Linked DNA regions of Homo sapiens: all the other regions are linked to region 1. A link is a contact called in ENCODE Hi-C or POLR2A ChIA-PET data. All regions are on one chromosome and are shown on one strand. The core of a region is the stretch at or near the end of the contact, and the rest is flanking DNA. Distances in the headings are between cores, read along the strand shown.

The links. Hi-C counts contacts between places; a loop is a spot of excess contacts on that map. ChIA-PET counts read pairs that join two places held with the same protein, here RNA polymerase II (POLR2A). Pooled maps may share reads with other maps.
Region 2: a pooled map shows a loop between it and region 1 (2.6-fold over the local background). The contact joins two enhancer-like sites. A Hi-C loop is called at or near these places in 2 of 50 pooled maps. POLR2A ChIA-PET finds 5 or more read pairs at or near these places in 3 of 52 experiments (MCF 10A, PC-9 and activated B cell).
Region 3: a loop to region 1 is called in a pooled map, with 3 times the contacts of the local background. The contact joins the promoter of LINC00604 here to the enhancer-like site in region 1. A Hi-C loop is called at or near these places in 4 of 50 pooled maps. POLR2A ChIA-PET finds 5 or more read pairs at or near these places in 3 of 52 experiments (AG04450, WTC11 and activated naive CD4-positive, alpha-beta T cell).

The regions. Positions count from the first base shown.
Region 1 is chr5:40,407,477-40,412,125 of GRCh38, reverse strand. No RefSeq gene overlaps it. Among named protein-coding and RNA genes, the nearest start is that of LINC00604, 170 kb to the right of the region's middle. Within about 2 kb of position 1,710, at least 13 of the 41 ENCODE cell types and tissues checked have a DNase peak (open chromatin) inside an H3K27ac peak, as active enhancers do.
Region 2 is chr5:40,550,296-40,554,543 of GRCh38, reverse strand. No RefSeq gene overlaps it. Among named protein-coding and RNA genes, the nearest start is that of PTGER4, 130 kb to the left of the region's middle. Within about 2 kb of position 2,168, at least 4 of the 41 ENCODE cell types and tissues checked have a DNase peak (open chromatin) inside an H3K27ac peak, as active enhancers do.
Region 3 is chr5:40,238,760-40,242,988 of GRCh38, reverse strand. It overlaps LINC00604 (long intergenic non-protein coding RNA 604), which reads right to left and starts at 2,642. Exons shown (of 4, transcript NR_170327.1): 1 at 2,553-2,642; 2 at 1,433-1,554.

The sequences.
Region 1 (4,649 bases), core at 461-2,960:
AATGGTTTTTGTATTAGTTTTTAATTGCTACTATAACAATTACCACAAACTTAGTAGCTAAAGCAACACAAATTTATAGTCTTACAGTTCTGCAGGTAGGAAGTCTGATACAGGTCTTACTGGGCTAAACTCAAAGCATCAGCAGGGCTGTGTACATTTCTGGAAGCTCTAGGGGAGAATCCTCTTCTTTGCTTTTTCCAACTTTTAGAGGCTGCCCACATTCCTTTCCTCATGGTCCCCTTTCTCCATCTTCAAAGCCAGCAATGGCTGGTTGAGTTCTGTTCACATGGTATCACTTTGATCTTCTCTTCTGTCTTTCTCTTCCACTTTTAAGAACCCTTGTGATTATGTTGTGCCCACTCAGATAATGGAGGATGATCTCTCTATTCTAAAGTCAGCTTATTAGAAACCTCAATTCCATCTTGGTTCCCTTTTTCCATGTAACCCAACATATTCATAGGTTCCAGGGAGTAGGATATGAATATAAGTATTTTGGGGAGTCTTTACTTGCCTACCACAGTTTCCTAAAGAGTAAGGTGACTGGGGAAAAGAGGCATGTTTCAGCACATAGGGCTTATTCATTGAAGACTGGATGTTTGACTTGGAAGGAAAGCTTCCTTCCACTTGGCCAGTGAGATGCCTTTGGCAGTCACGCACACTGGCAGAGCACTAGTAGTGGAAGAGCTGTTAGCTGGCTAGCAGATAGGAGGGGAAGAGGCTGTGTCATACCTGGAAAGCCTGAAGTATCCTTGTTGCCTGAGGACAACTTGATTAAGCTGTTTCTAATGTTTGTAGAGAAGGAAGGTACTAAAGGTTTTTCCCTTAGCGAGGGAAAAGCCAAGCTGCTCCTCAGGTCAGGCATGGAGGGATGAGTGGAGAGGACCTCCTGTAGAGTTGGAATCTCAGTTAAAAGAGGTGGAAATATGAGCCAAATATATCTTTGATTGAAACAGAAACTCCCTTTCTTTCCTTTTCCCTTCCCCACCCTCACTTCCTTCCTTCTAGCTGCCAAATTTGTGCTGTTGCTGTGGTTTGGGAAGCTATGATTACATAAGCACTGCTCTTGTCTAAACAGGCTGTGTCCATAGTGTGAAAGCTAGGCTCATTCATATAGAAAACAACACTAAAGATAACAGCAAAACTTGACATCCACATTCGAAATTTTAAACTTATATTCTTTTAATGAGAGCGAAAGCAGTAATTAAAAAGGGCATGATTGGGGAGTGGGGGAGGTGTACAAAATTTACTTTAAAAATGGTACTGTTGACTGTTGGAGGCTTCTGATTTTTTTACGTTAAGCAAAATGGAAATAGTTGATTGAGACCCTAGAGAAGAATCATGTGATCTGAGTGAAAAGAAATCCACAGCGATTAGTCATCCAGTTGATGTCAAATAAATCACACAAAATGTTGCCTGTATATCGTGAAATGACTTTCTATTTTTTCCCCAGAGCAGACTACTCTTATCTTAGGTTGGTTTCCATGCATACCTAATTCCTGTTGTTTGGTGTCTGTGTGGACAGAATGATTGAAACAGCTGTGGACTTGCCTGACACTAAGTCATCAGCTATTGGAAAGAGTGCTTTGAACAAAGACATCATGCGCTGCCTGAAGGGAAGAGGAAGCCACAAACAGCATCAGAACATGAAGAAAATGTAGGTCACGGCTGCTACCCTGGTGATAGGGAGTACACTTTTATACCTTCATGACGTTGAAAGCATGAGAAGGATGCAGGGGGAATATACACCAGGAGACACATCATCTCTGAATACAAAGCGTAGAAATGTGTGTGTCTCAGACTTCCTTTTTCTTCTGAGTTAGCTCATTTAAGCAATCATATAATCGTACTTGGCGGATGGTGTGGGGCAGGGTGCATGTTTGTGCACTGTTACTGTGGAGATCTATTGCATATATTTTTAATTTTTACAATAGTTTTTGAAGGCTCTTTATATAAAAACAAAGCAAATACAAAACATTAATATACAAAGCATCAAGTCTTTAGCAAGTCTTTTGCCAAAATGAGCTTATTTCAGCATAAAGTGGAATAGCAAAATTTAAAGGAAGGGTAGGTGGCAACCTGATGAACTCCTTTCAATAAAAAGGATGTCCTAAATTTTCTTCTGTATTCATTTCTGTGCTTCCAATTTACTTGGCTCTAGATGTCTTAAATATGCTCCATGAACAGCTTTACTCGAAGGCACTAGGAATTTACAAAGGGGGAAAATTTTTAAAAAATATTGTCACACTGTTCTTTCTCCATGAAGTCCCACTTTCGCTCTTTGAGTGCTTCTTGCTGAATGTTTGCACAACATCCGGCTGCCTTTGCAGACGTGCCCTCCCACTCATCTCTATGGTTCCTTCTCTCCTTCCTTGGGCTGAGTCCTCCCCTCCTCTGGGGTCTTGATGCTTCCCAGAGCTCCTCCCTGGTAAAACTCTAAGCTGCTCTTGCAGGCTATAAGTTCATGCCCTTCCTTATGCATGGAGAATACTGGAAATAGAAGGCAGGTTATTTGTATCCATGACAATCCAGAACATTAAATTCGTCTGATAATGCTCTTTAACTTTTTGCAAGTTCTACCTGCTTTAGGCCCATCTGATAAGAATTTTAAAAAGAGGTTGGCAAACTATACCTGAGGATCAAATTCAGCCCACTGCCTCTTGTACAGCCTGTGTATTAAAGACCAATTTTATATTTTCAAATTGTTGAAAACAATTAAAAGAAGAATAATATTTCAAGACACATGAAAATCATGTGAAATTCCAATTTTGGCATCCACAAATAAAGTTTTATTGGGATTCCATTGCTTTCATTTGTTTATGTATTGTCTAAAATGTTGTTTTTGCACTACACTGGCAGAGTTGGCCTACAAAGCTGAAACATTCACTCTCTGGCTCTTTACAGAAAAAGTTTGTCAACCTCTGATTTAAACCAATTTTAAAATTTACATATTAATTTGCTAATGGTACACAAGAGAGAAAAATTTCCCAGGGCAGAAATTATATTTTTATCATTATTAAAACCTTAGTGGTTAACACAGTGATGTACTTGTAGCAGTTACTCAGTAGATATTTGTTGGAGAGATTTACAATGATCCAGCTTCTATGCAGCCTTTGGAAGAATATCTGTTTGGGGAAGCTTTGCCAGCAGGCAAGAGATTCATGTCTTTTCTCCTTAGCTTTTCTCTTCTCTGTATACATGTTGTGGAACATACACACCTAGAATGTAATCTTCTTTTTAACTGACCACAAAAATTTGGAATTTATCACACTTTCCACAATTGGAGATTTTATTCTAAAAATTATGTACTCTACTCAGAGGCTGTGTACTGGTTATCTATTACTGCATGCAAGTTACCCCAAACCCAGTGATTTAAAATAATAACCATTTTAATAAATTATTTATTTATATGACATACTTTTGTGGATTAGGAATTCAGGCAGGGCTTAGCTGGGGATTCTTCTGCTCCACACGGTTTCACTGGCATTACTGGAGAAGTATTCAGCCGGTGCCCAGGCTGCTCTGGAGGGTTCTGTGCCTGCTGCCTTGATGGGGATGGTGGGAAAGGGGGCTCAGCTGGCCCCTTCTCCATATAGTCTCAGGGCCTCTCCGTATGATCTCTTGAGCAAGGCAGTCAGAGCTGTGGCGGCTCAAAGCTCCCAGAGACCAAGGTGGAGACTGCCAGTTCTCTTAGAGTTAACGCCCAGAGGGCAGAGTGTCATTTCGGCCACACTGCATGCATCAAAGCAGTTACAAGCAAGCTCAGATTCAAAAGGAGGGGAAATAGACCCCATCTCTCAAAAGGAAGAGTGTTAAAGAATTTGTGGCCATCTTTAATCTGCCATAGGGCGCTTCTAGTTTGATTTTTAACTTCACTTATTTCCGTTATGTAGGACAGCCTCCTTTGTCCTTCTAACATATTATCTTTCTTAAACTGTCTTTTATGTTCTCATTTCTGAGCCCTGGAATTGTCAGGTGTCTAGACAAAGAGAGGACCAGCTCAGACTGGGCAGGGTTATGAGGGAATAGCCAAAGGACACTGGGTACCTTTTTCAGAAAGTGATTCTTCCCCAAAACAGTCTACTTCACCTCCTAAAATACTTAAAAGAGAAGCTAGGAGGCCTGCAGGCCCACCCTGAACCCCAGCTCTCCGGGAGAGAAGTTCTAAACTACATTCCTATATACTATACTTAAGGACATCTTACATAATATCATTTGGAAGATATACTTTTTTTTTTCTTTGAGGCAAGGTCTCACTCTGTCACCTAGGCCAGAGTACAGTGGTACAATCATGGCTCACTGCAGCCTTGGCCTCCTGGGCTCAAGTGATCCTCCCACCTCAGTCTCCCGAGTAGCTGGGACTACAGGTACCTGCCACCATGCTCAACTAATTTTTCTATTTTTTGTAGAGTGGGGTTCCACCCTGTTGCCCAGGCTGGTTTTGAACTCCTGGGCTCAAACAGTCTGCCCTTCTTAGCCTCCCAAACTGCTGGGATTACAGGTGTGAGCCACCACACCTGGCCTAATTTATTTTTTTCATTCATTGGAAAGAAGAATCAGCCCTGTCTTTCACTGTGTAGAAATAGCTAAAGAAAACACAAGCTAAGATAATGTCAGTTTAGGGCCTGGTTTATAGAATTTTTTGGAGAAAA
Region 2 (4,248 bases), core at 919-3,418, 140 kb before region 1:
CAACACAATCTTTGTGGGATGTGAAGTAGATTGCAGAAACTGTTTAGCCAGCGTTTGGTAAAAGTGAGAGCTGGATAGGGCTGATAGGCAATTAATAGAAGAAAATGATATTTGGGGTTCTCTGTGGAACCTTTAGACCTGCTCCTTCACAGTTTTGCATTTCTCAACAGAGAATAAAGTTGTTTTCCTGTCTTTGTCCTCTTGCTTTCCCACTCATCTTTGTCAAATCCTAGCTGAGGACAATGAATAGTGGCATTTGTTTCTTTCTATTGACATTAAAGGTGGTGCCTCTCTATGCAGGAAAGGACCTGTTAGTATGCAGATAAATCCATGGGGGCACTCAAGTGCCAAAGCCTGTAATCATATTTTTTCATCAGCTTCAATTGTAGTTTGCAAGACTGAAAGTATGAAAATGAAAGCTTATAGCCGCACATACATTTGTGGACAAGGCACTTTAACTGCAGGGAGGCAATAGTCTTAGGATTGCTTTGGAACTCACGTCTTTTGGCATTATCTGGCTTTCTGGCCTCATGGCTCATTAGTCCTGGGGTGTGTGTGTGTGTGTTTGTGTGTATGTGTGTGTTACAGAAACAGAGAAAGACAGGAAGAGACTAAGAGAGGAATACAAAATGGGGAGAGGTATTTAGTTACCACCATTTAGTTGTATACTAGGATCGCTATTACATGCTTGGATTTGGAAGGGGCCACACGTACCTGTGGTAGACTCTGTTGGTTGCTTATGTTCCATTCCAATGCACTCAGCCCCTGGATATAAGTCACTTTTGGTGTAAAGCAATTACGACAATCTTGTTGCTCCTTGACAGTGACTTACCTGGGATGGCTATGTGATCCTGTTCTGGAAAAGAAAATGTGAGGAATATGCTGGGGAAGTCCTACTGTTGTGTGAAGACAGGTTCTTTGGAGCATTGTTGTTAGCCATCTTTTTTGTTTTTTGAGATAGAGTCTCACTCTTGTGGCCCAGGCTGGAGTGCAGCGGCGTGATCTTGGCTCACTGCAACCTCCGCCTCCTGGATTCGAGTGATTCTCCTGTCTCAGCCTCCCAAGTAGCTGAAATTACAGGCATGTGCCACCATGCCTGGCTAATTTTTTTTGTATTTTTTTGTAGAGACAGGGTTTCACCATGTTGGCCAGGCTGGTCTCGAACTCCTGACCTCAGGTGATCGGCCCACCTTGGCCTCCCAAAGTGCTGGAATTACAGGTGTGAGCCACCACACCTGGCCATTGTTAGCTATCTTTAACCTTGAGGGAAAACACTGAATACATACCAAAGCTGATTGAGTAGAAAATTTGAAGGACCTTGTGTTTTGATGACATAATTGAACCGTTGACTCAATCCGGGGCTGGCTTTTCTCTGGTCTCTTTGTTAGGTAATGTCCATGTGACTTAAGCCTATCAGTCAAGTTTTCTGTTACTTGCAAAAAACTATTCCTAATTGATACAATATCATAACAAGAATTATATATTATAATTTGCTTTTTAAATTTCACACTACAGAGCTCTTACACTATAATTAATAGGACAATTTAGTCACACAGAAAATGACATAAGCTAATAACACGAAATCAACAGAGAAGACACTTAAATATTATAAATAACTAAATAAGACATTAATTTAGCAAATATATAATGCATAAATGTGCCTTATTAGTTTGATGCCAATTATCTTTATAAAATTATCCAAGCTTAATTATCATCCTTCTATATCATATTAATATCAGTATCTGTATCAAATTTTGACACATTGGTATTTGCAAGTGAGTTGATGTTGTTGATGCCTCCATAAAGCAAGAACATATTTCAATACATTTAAAACAACATAGCACTGGTGCAGGTCACATATGAGGGTGAATTCTGGAAAAGTAGGCTCTAAAATAACAGATTACCTACAGTGTTCAAGATATCTGTGGCCAAAGTGTTGATGACCTAGGGTGTTTGTCCTTTCTCTGCCCTACTTTGCTCTCTGGTGAACAGCAAGAGAATATCCAGAGGCGCTGGAATAATTACCAGGAGGAAAAAATGTGGTAGGTTTGAACATGCTATTAACTAGAACACTGGTATCTCGGTATTTGAACCCCCACTCTATGTATATTTTCTCAAGCACTGCTTGCACATTACGCAGGAATGCCTGGCATTGGCACAGTAAATAGAACGTCTAGCTCCTTGATGCTCAAGTGTTGAGTCAACAGTTGTTCTTAGGCCAGCACATTTTCATCCTGAATGAAAGCAACCTAAAGTCTTTAAGAGATTATTAGGGAAAGAATATTAGTTTCTCAGTGGATTCAAAGCCAGCTGTGGAGGCCTTTAGTACAGTTTACGCTTCTTCAGTTCCCCTTTCTTCCACCTTTGGCATGCCTACAATTGGATGAAGTGCTTTTCCTGAAATAGCAATCACTCTTAAATCCATTAGCTGGAAACTGAAATGTTTCCCTAATTGTTTAAAGTCTCATTGTGAAAAGGAAGTTACTATTGATTGGAATATGAGAGGAAACAATCCCAAGTTTGTGATTCTTTTCCTTTCTATAAACATAGTCAGATAAGACTGACACACTCAGTGTCATCAGATTTACTTCTCAGAAGTTCCCCATTCATTACTAGAAGTTTCTTGTCTGTGTTTCTTTGTGCCCGTATTAGTCAGGGTTCTCTAAAGGGACAGAACAATAGGATATATGTATACATGAAAGGGAGTTTATTAGGAGAATTGACTCACCTAAGGTAAAGTCCCACAATAGGCCGTCTGCAAGGTGAGGAGTGGGGAAACCAGTCCGAGTCCCAGAACCTCAAAAGAAGGGAAGCTGACAGTGCAGCTTTCAGTCTGTGGCCCAAGGTCTGAGAGCCCCTGTCAAATCACTGGTGTAAGTCCAAGAGTCCAAAAGCTGAAGAACCTGGAGGCTGATATCCAAGGACAGGAAGCATTCAGCATGGGAGAAAGATGAGGGCCGGAAGACTCAGCAAGTCTGCTCTTTCCAACTTCTTCTGCCTCCTTTATTCTAGCAGAACTGGCAGCTGATTAGATGGTACCCACCCAGATTGAGGGTGGGTCTGCCTCTCCCAGTCCACTGACACAAAAGTTAATCTCCTTTGGCCACACTTTCACAGGCACACCCAGGAACAATACTTTGCATCCTTTCAATTCAATCAAATTGATGTTCAACAGTAACCATCACAGTGCACAATCATTTCGTGTGTGTGGGTGGGGGGGTGGGTGAGTGTGCGTGTGTTTGGGTTTGTCAATACTTTCTCTCCCTTAGTTTTATTCTTGGGCCTCTCTTATGTGATTTGGATCTTTGTTTTACTTTCAAAATTTTTATTGAGTTTTAATAATTTTTATCACATCTTCAAGCCATCACTCTGTCTTTTAAAAGTTAGTTGGCTCAGATGCAGAAAATTGAAACTGGATCACTTCCTTATACAAAAATTAACTCAAGATGGATTAAAAACTTAAATGTAAGACCCAAGACTATAAAAACCCTAGAAGAAAATCTAGGAAGTACCATTCAGGACATAAGCACGGGTAAATATTTCATGATGAAAAACACCAAAAGCAATTGCAATAAAAGCAAAATTGATAAATGGGATCTAATTAAACTAAAGTTCTGTAGAGCAAAAGAAACTATCATCAGAATGACTAGACAACTTACAGAATGGGAAAAAATTTTTGCAATCTATCCCATTGACAAAGGTCTAATATCCAGAGTCTATAAGGAACTTAAACAAATTTACAAGAAAAAAACAAGCAACCCCATTAAAAAGTGGGCAAATGATATGAACAGACAGTTCTCAAAAGGAGACATTCATGTGGCCAACAAACACATGAAAAAACCTCAACATCACTGATTATTAGAGAAAAGCAAATCAAAACCACAATGAGGTATCATCTCATGCCAGTCAGAAAAAAAAAAAAGTCCAGAAACAGCAGATGCTGGTGAGGTTGCAGAGAAAGAGTAACTCTTTTACACTGCTGGTGGGAGTGTAAATTTGTTCAAGCATTGTGGAAGACAGTGTGGCAATTCCTCAAAGATCTAAAGGCAGAAAACCATTTGACCCAGCAATTCCATTACTTGGTATATACCCAAAGGAACATAAATCATTCTGTTATAAAGAAACATGCACATATATGTTCACTGCAGCACTATTCACAATAGCAAAGACATGGAATCAACCCAAATGCCCATGAATAGCAGACTGGGTAAAGAAAATGTGGTACATATACACCATGGAATACAATGC
Region 3 (4,229 bases), core at 1,393-3,892, 170 kb after region 1:
TAGAGTCTAATTACCCCAGGGAATCGACATGTGTTCTTCAGAGGAGGTCAATAGTCAAACACTAGTCTAGTTGGTTTCATCCTATAGCGGAAAGTCAGGTAAAGTAATTAGTCTCAACATCTCAGGGGTGCTGACTCATTTCCACTTCCTTTAGAGGAGCCACTCAAACTCTGTCCACGTTTTTTCTCCATAGAAATATGATAAAGATCACTTCTCAGGAAGCATTCATATTTCAAGAAGCTCTGTATGATATACATTAAGGTAAATATTCCTAATCCTTGTCTCTAGGGTTAGAGAAGGTTGGGCTGTACTTTGCCGTTTTTAAGCCAGCAGCCATACTGAATTCACTGTTTTTCCTCAACTCAGCATACCAGATGACCCTTGGTTGCAGCCGTAACCAATCCTTTCTCAAGGACCAAATCACACCTGCCTCTCTTGTCCTTTCCAGGCTCTGAGCTAAAGTCTTGGCATCTTTCTTGTATGCCCTCCAAGTATTAGTCCAAAAAGATACCAAAACTCATATTTTATGGAAAAAGATGTTTCCTGTAATATCTTTTGTCTTGGCTTTAGCAGTATGCATTTTAATAAAAATATTGACTTAAATATTGACTTAAATTTATGTGTTTGTTTATGTTGCTACTCACTGAGGACTTGCTTGATTGGATTAGGCAAATTTTTTTTCCAATTGGATTGAGGTACTAGAATTTCAGGAAGTCTTCAGTTTCTTTCTTTTTTTTTTTTTTCTGCAGCAGAAATTTTGGGTCAAAATGTCTAGGCTCTCTAGTGCTCAGTGCTGTAGAAATTAAAACATTTAGATGTTCTGGATGACCCAACTTTAATTGTGATAAAATATATGTTGGATATATTTTGACATTTTTTCTTATCTACTGAATTTTATTTTAACTGTTTAACACAAAATCTCCCCTATTGATTGAGAATATACAAAATTATAGTTTTTATTGGATTGAGTTGAAATATATTCTGATAAAAAGCAGAATTTAAATGTTATAAGTTGCCAAGAAGGGTAGAATCACAACTTGATAATAAACCTAAATGTAAATTTAGAAATTAAAACATTAAAAAGTTAAGAATAAATAGAAGTTTTTTTTGTCTTTTGTTTTCTTCCTTTCAAGTATAAAACACTTCACAAATGCAATGCTATAGTAAATGTTTAAACCGTATAAAAGTATATAGATAAAAAATAGCAACATTTTCTTTTTCCTTCAAGTATCACTCTGTTCTCTAATTTTAACCAGTAGGTGATATTAACATTTTTAAAGGCTAAAAATAAATAATACTTAGAGTAAAGGGGAGAATAAATTTTCTAATAGAAAAAAAGTGATTTTAAATAAAAACTGATGTTGAAATCAATGAAAAAATATTGAGAGCATGAAGATAAGGGATAAACATTAAAGTAACTAATGGCAGGCACCTGTAGTCCCAGCTACTAGGGAGGCTGAGGCAGGAGAATGGTGTGAACCCAGGAGGCGGAGCTTGCAGTAAGCCGAGATCACACCACTGCATTCCATCCTGGGCGACAGAGCGAGACTCTGTCTAAAAAAAAAAAAAAAAAATGAAAATACTAAAACTTAGAAGTCATTAGAATTTATGCAAAAACAATAATATACACTAAAAGATATATAAATTGATAGATAATATTCTGATTATATATTTTTGTGAAATACATAATTATACATAATAATAATACATATATCTGTATACTATAAAACCTGATGACTTAAGCAAAACCCATATATTACATCTCACAAATTCTAGGTTATGAATTTGGGAAGTGTTTAGTTGGCAATTCCTTTGTTCCACATGGCATTAATAGGAGTTACTTGGTATTCATCTAAGGCCAAGCTGGTCAGGAAGGTCAATGTGAGACTCAATGATATCCAACATTTTGGTAGGGATTACTGGAAGGCTGGGTTCAACTGGATCTCCCCTTTTCCATATAGTTTCAATTCCTCTCTATATAGTCTCTCTAGAAGGGTAATTGGGCCTCTTGTATGACTGCTTAGGGCTCAAGAGAATATGTGGGCCTGCCTAGAACTGGCATAGTGTCAGTTCCACATTCTGTTGATCAAAGCAGTCATAATCAGACCCAGATTCAAGAGGAGGGTGAATAGATACCACAGCTAGATGGGAGAAGTTTCAAAGAATTTGTGGCCATCTATAATCTGCCACAGATGGTAAAGTAAATGTGTAAAGTGTGGCAAGAATGTAGAAAAAAAATAAAAGGAGATGAGCAAATGGAATCAAAATCTTCCATCAAAGCAGAACCAACAGCAGTTTAAAAAATAGAATATCCATATCTTCAATAACAACAAGGAGCTCAAATTCATCAAACAAACAAAACTGTAACTTAAACTAGCCAAGTGGCATGGATCCTCAGTAGAACTAACTGAAGAGAAACAACATGGCAAGGCCAACAACCCAGGACCTTTTATTTGTTTTTTATATGAGGGTATATTATTGTATTAGTTATCTATTGTTACCTAATAAACTAACAACCCCCTGCCCCACCAGAAAAAAAAAAAAAAACTTACCATGTTGCAGTTTTTGTGAGTCAAGAATCTGGCAGCAGTTCAGCTACGTGGTACTGGCTCAAGATTTCTCAAGAAGTTTCAGTAAAGACTGCCAGCAGGGTTGCAGTGTCATCTGAAGTCATGACTGGGGAGGGTCACTTCCAAGATGACTCATGCAGTTCTTGGCAGGAGGTTTTTGTTTCTGGCTACATGGGCCTGATCATAGAACTACTCATGACACAGCTTCCCCCAGAGTGGGTGATCCAAGGGCAAGAAGGTGCTCATCTAAATAGGAAGATGCAATATTTCTATAATCTGATTTTGGAAATGACATATCATCACTTCTCCTGAATGCTATTGGTTACAGTGACTGACCCTCGTACAGAATAAGAAGGGGGTAAACCAGGGTGCAAATACCAGGAGGCATGAATTATTGGGGCCTCTTGAAGGCATGTAGAGGAGTATCCAAAGAGTAAGGGAAACCTTTGCCTTCACTCTCATGTCACATCTGAAAGCTCACATCTTTTGCAAGAAATAGTTTTTTTCTACAGTTTTATCTTAAATTAAAAGATGCAATCCCTCCTGGAAAGGAAAGACACAGGGGCTCTTAAGACAGACTGTGCATACACAAATTTTTATTCTATGCCAGCTTCATGGTATGGTTAACTGCATTCTACAAGTGCCCACTGCAAATACTATCCTAAGAGAACAATGGACCGGTAAATATCCAATGGCTTGCTCTTTATGAAGATAAAAGTATAATAAAGCTTGCAGTGCATTGCAAGTGGGTTTTGGAAGACATTTCATTATGGCCATATAAAAAGTATACAAAATAGATTTAGATAATGCTTTTCACTCATAGCAAAAATACCAGCTTACAAAAGATATAAAAGAAAATGAGGTATGTATCACATCAATATTTAGGTCTGGAAGTAAGATTTAAAGGTCCGCTAGCCTAATACTTTTCAATCTGTTGACTTTGTTGAGTTATTTTTAATTGCTAATTTGTATACTATGAAATTTTCTTTGTGGAATACAGTTCTATGGCTTTTGACAAATGCATAGAGCCATGTATCTACCACCATACTTGTGATATGGAACAGTTCCATCACTCCCAAATTTTTTTTGTGTGTGGTCTCTTTGTTGTTAGCCCTTTCCATCCCCCAAACCCTGGCAACCATTAATCTTCTATCTGTCCTTGGAGTTTTGCTTTTTCCAGAATATTCTATAAATGAAATAATAAAATATGTAGTGTATTGTGGCTGGCTTCTTCTACTTTACAAAAAAATTGAGATTCTTCCATTTGTTGAATAGATCAATAGTTAGTGTTTGTTTTTATTTTATGCCAATAAAATCAGTTCTGGCCTTCTGATCTCTTTTGCACTTCATTGTCACTAAAGTAGTTTTTGATTTGGCTTTTCTCCCCAGTTTTGGTCTTGGTCTGTTTCTGGGTTAAAACACCTTGGTTCTGTTCAGGAATTTGGGAAACCTATGTTCTTAACAGTTGTACTAAAAGGAGAGATGGATAACTATTGTCCTGTAAATGATCCAGTATATATTTTTGTGTCAGATCCACATTTTGTTGATCAGGTATTGCCACAATAATGCTACATAAAAAACCACTCTAAAAACAAGTGGCTTACAGAAACAGTGTTCTTTCTTATGCCCCAGGATCTGTGCATCAACTGGGGTTTGGCT